2 separate regions of the Homo sapiens genome follow, and region 2 is linked to region 1. The links are chromatin contacts, found by Hi-C in ENCODE. All regions are on one chromosome and are shown on one strand. Each heading gives the region's core, a stretch centred on a gene start or an enhancer-like site at or near the end of the contact. The rest is flanking DNA. Distances are from core to core; before and after follow the strand shown. Region 1 holds the start of RTN3 (reticulon 3). Region 2 holds the start of SYVN1 (synoviolin 1).

Evidence for each region. A loop is a pair of places that touch in the nucleus more often than their neighbours do. Pooled maps may share reads with other maps.
Region 2: a loop to region 1 is called in a map of naive thymus-derived CD4-positive, alpha-beta T cell, with 23 times the contacts of the local background. The contact joins the promoter of SYVN1 here to the promoter of RTN3 in region 1. A Hi-C loop is called at or near these places in 1 of 168 maps with a recorded cell type or tissue (naive thymus-derived CD4-positive, alpha-beta T cell), 1 of 37 single-sample maps with no recorded cell type and 1 of 50 pooled maps.

What each region holds. Positions count from the first base shown.
Region 1 is chr11:63,680,250-63,682,949 of GRCh38, forward strand. It overlaps RTN3 (reticulon 3), which reads left to right and starts at 1,251. Exons shown (of 9, transcript NM_001265589.2): 1 at 1,251-1,529. The coding sequence starts at 1,388. RefSeq lists a silencer at 1,424-1,543.
Region 2 is chr11:65,133,231-65,135,930 of GRCh38, forward strand. It overlaps SYVN1 (synoviolin 1), which reads right to left and starts at 1,289. Exons shown (of 16, transcript NM_172230.3): 1 at 1,226-1,289; 2 at 240-388; 3 at 1-22. The coding sequence starts at 371. RefSeq lists silencers at 1-68, 1,785-1,968 and enhancers at 670-739, 1,028-1,931, 1,290-1,799.

The sequences.
Region 1 (2,700 bases), core at 1-2,500:
ATCCACCTGCCTCGGCCTCCCAAAGTGCTGGGATTACAGGTGTGAGCCACCGCGCCCAGCCAACAGTCCTCCTTTAACAAAGACTATGCACCTTTCCAATATTTTGACCAGATGTAGGGAGAAGGCTTCGAATTTGGCAATCCAGCCCAGGAAAAGCAAAAAATGAACAAAATCCAATATAGGCTAGAAATCTGGTTTTAAATACATGTTCTGCTAAGGACCTCTTTTAGTCTATGAATAAAATTCAATTATGTGTATTTTGTGCCTTATTCTGATTTTTTTTACTTTTTTTTTTTTTTTTAAGGCAGGAAGGTTCTCGCTGTGTGGCCCAGGCTGGACTCCAACTCCTGGGCTCAAGTGATCCTCCCTTCTCTGCCGTAGCAGAGACTACGGGCCTCTGCCACTGACTGCGGCCTTATTCTGAATTTTTAATATCTAATTTTATCATCCCCCATAATCACAGCCAACATTTTCTTATCTCCTGGCTCTTCTTCATCAGCTCAGCATTTTTTTTCCCTCTCTAAAATATGTCGTCTCTATCTGACAGTCTATTCGGAGGAAAAGAGAACCTTAAGACCCAAGGTGGACCCTTCTCTGGCAACAGTAACGAGATAAGAATACGAAGCAGGTTCTGCGACTGCATTGCAATGTGATTGGAATGAGTAATCGTTTTTCATTCTGTATAGCATCTTTCTCCACCTACCAAATGGGGGGCCGTGCCATCTCTGCCTCTCGGTGAGGAGATATTACGACACAGCCAGTGAGATTCACAAAGCACCTTGCAGAGTGGGCCTACTCTACACTCTGGTTTTCAGTTTTTATTGGAGTCACAGGTGGGAATGCATCAAACAAAAGATATAGGCTCTGGAATGTACGGGAAAGAGAGTTTCCATAATGGAAGCCCAAAGACATTTCTACCGTTAAAATACATAATCTGCCGACCCTAAAACATTCACATAAAGAGGCAGGAGGGAATACTATCCCGCAGCTCCACGATTAGCCGCAGTCGTGGGCGGGGATTGGGGCTTGGATACGCCTTTTGCGTCTGGTCCCCAAGGGACGCTCCCCAACCCTCGGCGCGCGAGGCGCCGCGTGAGGCCGGCTTTGCCCCTCCTTCCCTGCAAGAGCGCAGAGGAGCGGTTCTTGCGCCTGCGCCCTGCGCCGCTGCGCGCTTTGGCACCCGCTTGGGGCCCTTTGTGCGCATGCGCGCTCGCGCTCCCGCCCTCTAGCTGCGCTCGGCTGAGTCAGTCAGTCTGTCGGAGTCTGTCCTCGGAGCAGGCGGAGTAAAGGGACTTGAGCGAGCCAGTTGCCGGATTATTCTATTTCCCCTCCCTCTCTCCCGCCCCGTATCTCTTTTCACCCTTCTCCCACCCTCGCTCGCGTAGCCATGGCGGAGCCGTCGGCGGCCACTCAGTCCCATTCCATCTCCTCGTCGTCCTTCGGAGCCGAGCCGTCCGCGCCCGGCGGCGGCGGGAGCCCAGGAGCCTGCCCCGCCCTGGGGACGAAGAGCTGCAGCTCCTCCTGTGCGGGTAAGGCGCGCGGGGAGCCCCCGCCCTGGGAAAGAGGGCGAGCGGGAGCCTGGGGGCTGGGGGGATTAGGAGGCGAGGCGGGAGGAGGACGAATTACCCTCGACTACTGACGGCTTCAGCCCCCCGGGGACGAGCGTTTGGAAAATGGGCAAAGGGGAAGGGGAACGTAAGGTTGTGCAGGCGGTGAGGAAATAGCGGGGTGTGAGGAAAACAGGTTGGGGGCGGGGAGATAGTCCAGTGGGCGTTAACGCCAAGACTGGGCAGGTGGGGAAAAATACCAGCTCGTGGGATAAAATGGAGAGTTGCTCGATGCATATGGTGAACCTGGGTGATTTAGTGAGGATTAGAGAGATTGAAAGGATACGGGCAGGTGGGTGGTGGGAGAAACAATTTGTTACTATTTTTGAGGGGATGGTGGTGAAAGGGTTGCATTGCAGGTTTGCAGACAGGTGTTGACATAATCAAGCATTCATGATAGTCCTCCAAAATATTTTTGGCTGCCCATGGGAAGGATGAGGAAGTTTAATGGAAGCATTGTAGCCTGTTTTTTTTGTTTGTTTGTTTTGTTTTTACTGTTTTCGGCTAGACTCCATGAATGCCGGATTTTTCTGAGGCTCCGAGGTAGAAGGAGGCGTGATGAGAATAGCTCAGGGAAGATTTGGGAGGGAGCTGCTAATGGTCCAAGATGGATCCGTGGCTGCATCTGCAACAGCCTGCTCTTCCCTGGCGCTGCGTGGGGGTGGGGACACGCAATCAGTCGCTTATATTCTAGAAAATAGAGTCATGCTAAGCTATCAACATGTTTTGATTTCATGTTTTCTGTGGGCTACTATTGATCGAAGTATAACAAAGGGGGGTGTTTATTGCAGAAAGGGGGAGGGGGAGAACATTCAGACAAAGCAAGGGCTGGTTGAGTCCCCTTCTCCCATCTCTGTGAAAGACTAAGAACGAAGCTGCAGACCTCCTTTAGTTTGCATTGTATACGCGTCTGCCTGCTGGTAAGAGCTGCCTGGCAAGCTCCCCTTATGCAGAAATCTGCAGTGCAGATGCCTTCTTAAGGGGGGAAAAAAAAACCACCATGGGCAGGTGGTAGTTCTCAAAGGAACGGAGTCTTTGAAGGGAAAAAAAATGCCTTTTGTCAAAGGCAGGGCCGTAAATTCGGGAGAGTAGA
Region 2 (2,700 bases), core at 39-2,538, 1.5 Mb after region 1:
CAAAGGCCTGGATGTACAGGACCTAGGAGTGGGGAGAGGCTGTGGTTTGAGGTCACTTTCTGCTTTCCTCTCCTTGGGACTCATCATGCAGGATCCTCCACATCCTCATCACAGTTTATTCAAAGTTAGGCAGCTGGCGGCTACTTCCCTACTTACCTGACCTCTAGCCCCGCCCCTTGCCCAGGCAGACTCCTCCTTCCCTCCCAGGGAGTTCCTCCCTCCCTGAGCCCTGAACTCACTGCCATGCTGGGGCTGGACTTGGTCAGGTACACCACAGTGGGGTAGAACTGGTGTTTGAGGTAGTAGGCGTGAGCCACCACAGCCCCGGTCAGCGCCAGGCTGGCCGCCATCATCACTGCCGTGCGGAACATTGCCCTGGCCCGGAGACCTGCATGGGGCAAGAAAATAACTTATGTGATGCTCGTGCTGTGCAAAATAGCCCGGTGCCTGGCACAGCCTCAATTCATAGGAGAAAGTGGGGGGGAAATCACATTTCGCCCTCGAAATCATCAGACAAAGAATAGCTTACGCTACCCCATTTTACAAATTAGACTCGAAGGGGTTAAGTGATCACACTGACGCAAGGCCTGGAACCTGGGTCAGTCTTGCTTCAAATCTAGGGCTCTTTCCACGCTGCCTGCCAAGCCGCCTCCTCTAGGGAGGTGATGAGGAAAAGCTGCAATGTTGGAGGAGGGGGAGCTGCACCGCTGACCCTCCGGTGGAGAAGATGGGGTGGGAGGCAACAGCAGAAATCTGCTCCAGGGGCGGGAATGCGCAGCCAGGGCTGAGAGCAGCCAAGGCACAGAGGATAGCAGGCTGGGCAGGCGACAGCGCCGGTGACAGCTGTGTTAGGGTGGGCAGTTCGGACGCCCGCCCTGCGGGAGCGGGCGGGGAACGTCAGCCTGGAATCCTGGGGTCCCCCGACCCCCGGAGTAGTGTCAACTCAGAGCACCACAAAAACAGCGGGACGGGAGAGAGCAGCAGCGGGACGGGAGGAGCCGGGTCGCCCTCGCGGCCGCGCACCTGTGAGCACCAGGAGTTGCGGGCGTCGCAGGCAGGGCCCAGGCTTGAGCAAAGCGGCCGCACCGGCGTCTGAGGTCTCCGGCCAGCTGACAGGCCGAAAGCGTGCGGCGGGGCTGAGGGGCGTGCCGACTCCGGAGACCTCAAGGGGAAGGTTCGGGTCCCGACCCCAACCACAACTCGGGCCAGACTTCGCCCCACTCACCAGGAACCCAGCGCCGCGAGCCCGCTCAATCCGCGCGACTGCGGCTGCCCCTCCGGTTAACAACACTCCCCACCCCCTGCGAACCGGAACTTCGGGGGTCAGACACCTCACTTCCGGCGGCGCGGGGCGCGGCGTGGGTCGTACCAAGTGCGTCCTGCCCTGGCTCGCACTGCGCCCTACGTGGGCCCATAGCAATGGTGTCACCACCGTATCTGGGGTGATGTCTACGGGGAAGGGCTGGGCAAGAGGTCCGAGAGGTGGTCGGAAGGTAATAAGGCAACAGGGGGGAGTCGGAGGTCCCCCTATTATTTATTAGTCACAGATGGTATGGCTCCTGCGCTGAGTGGCCTCCTCGGACTGGGGGACTCGGCCCCGCGAGCAGCTGGGAAGGGGAGCCGCTTGCGGGCTGTACCACCTGGAGCGGGGAGTAGGCCAGGGACAGACTATACAAGCCTGAGGGGAATGAAATGTTTTCTTAAACATTTAGGGAGAGTCACAACAGTTTGACAAATACGGTGCTCTCTGAGAGAACTGGATGCGGAAAACAAAAATTTGTCTTCTCCATGATCACCCCCACAAGTTGTGTGGGAGTGAGTTGGGTCCCGTGGCTGCCACTGATTGGTTGCGATAAGTTACGCGGCCCAATAAGAAAAAGAATGTACCTTTGCTGGCCTATAGAAAGGGGAAAGCAGGTGAGTGGTTGTTAGGGGCGGACAGCTGCGTTGCCTAGGCCCTGGTCCCGCTCCAGTTGGCTGAGAGTAGGGAAAGCTCAGTCCTTGGGCGAGTGATCCCTGGCTGGCCTCCGGGAACGTTTGCCGCGCCAGGACAGGGAGGGACAACCAGGTGTACCCGAGACTGGGAGATTAATTCCTGCTAATCTTGGGACGGAAGTGTTCTGTTTGTTCAAAGGAATTGACTTCAGCGTCGCAGGCCTGCCCGCATCTCAGTGTCTGATTTTGCTGCCCATGTGTTGTTCAGCTCTGAGCCATAAGCAAGACCCCCACTGGTCCTGGGCTGCACTGTATTTTAGTTCGTGTCTGGGTCGCAGCCAACTAAGCCTGCTGATTAACAAAATGGAGCTAATGCATCCACTTTGTGCCTTGCGTTTTCCTCCGTCATCTCATTTAATCATCAATCACTAAGGTTTATGAGCTAGGGGGTGCTACCCCCTCCCCCGAAACGTGGGGCAATTGAAATTCAAAGGCTTACCAAAACCTGTCCTAGGATTGGCGCCAGGTCTGTCTGCCTCTAAATCTCTGTGCTGTTGGTCTCAGCCATCTTCCCTGCCACCTGTTGACTTGACAGTTTCAGCTTATAACCAGTCAGAGTTGGCTTCCCCGTAAGGCCACGTATAACTTTTTTTCCCCCTTTTCTTTTTATTTATTTATTTATTAATTTTTGCGACAGGGTCTTGCTCTGTCGCCCAGGCTGGAGTGCATTGGCGCCATCAGGGCTCATTGCAGCCTCGACCTCCC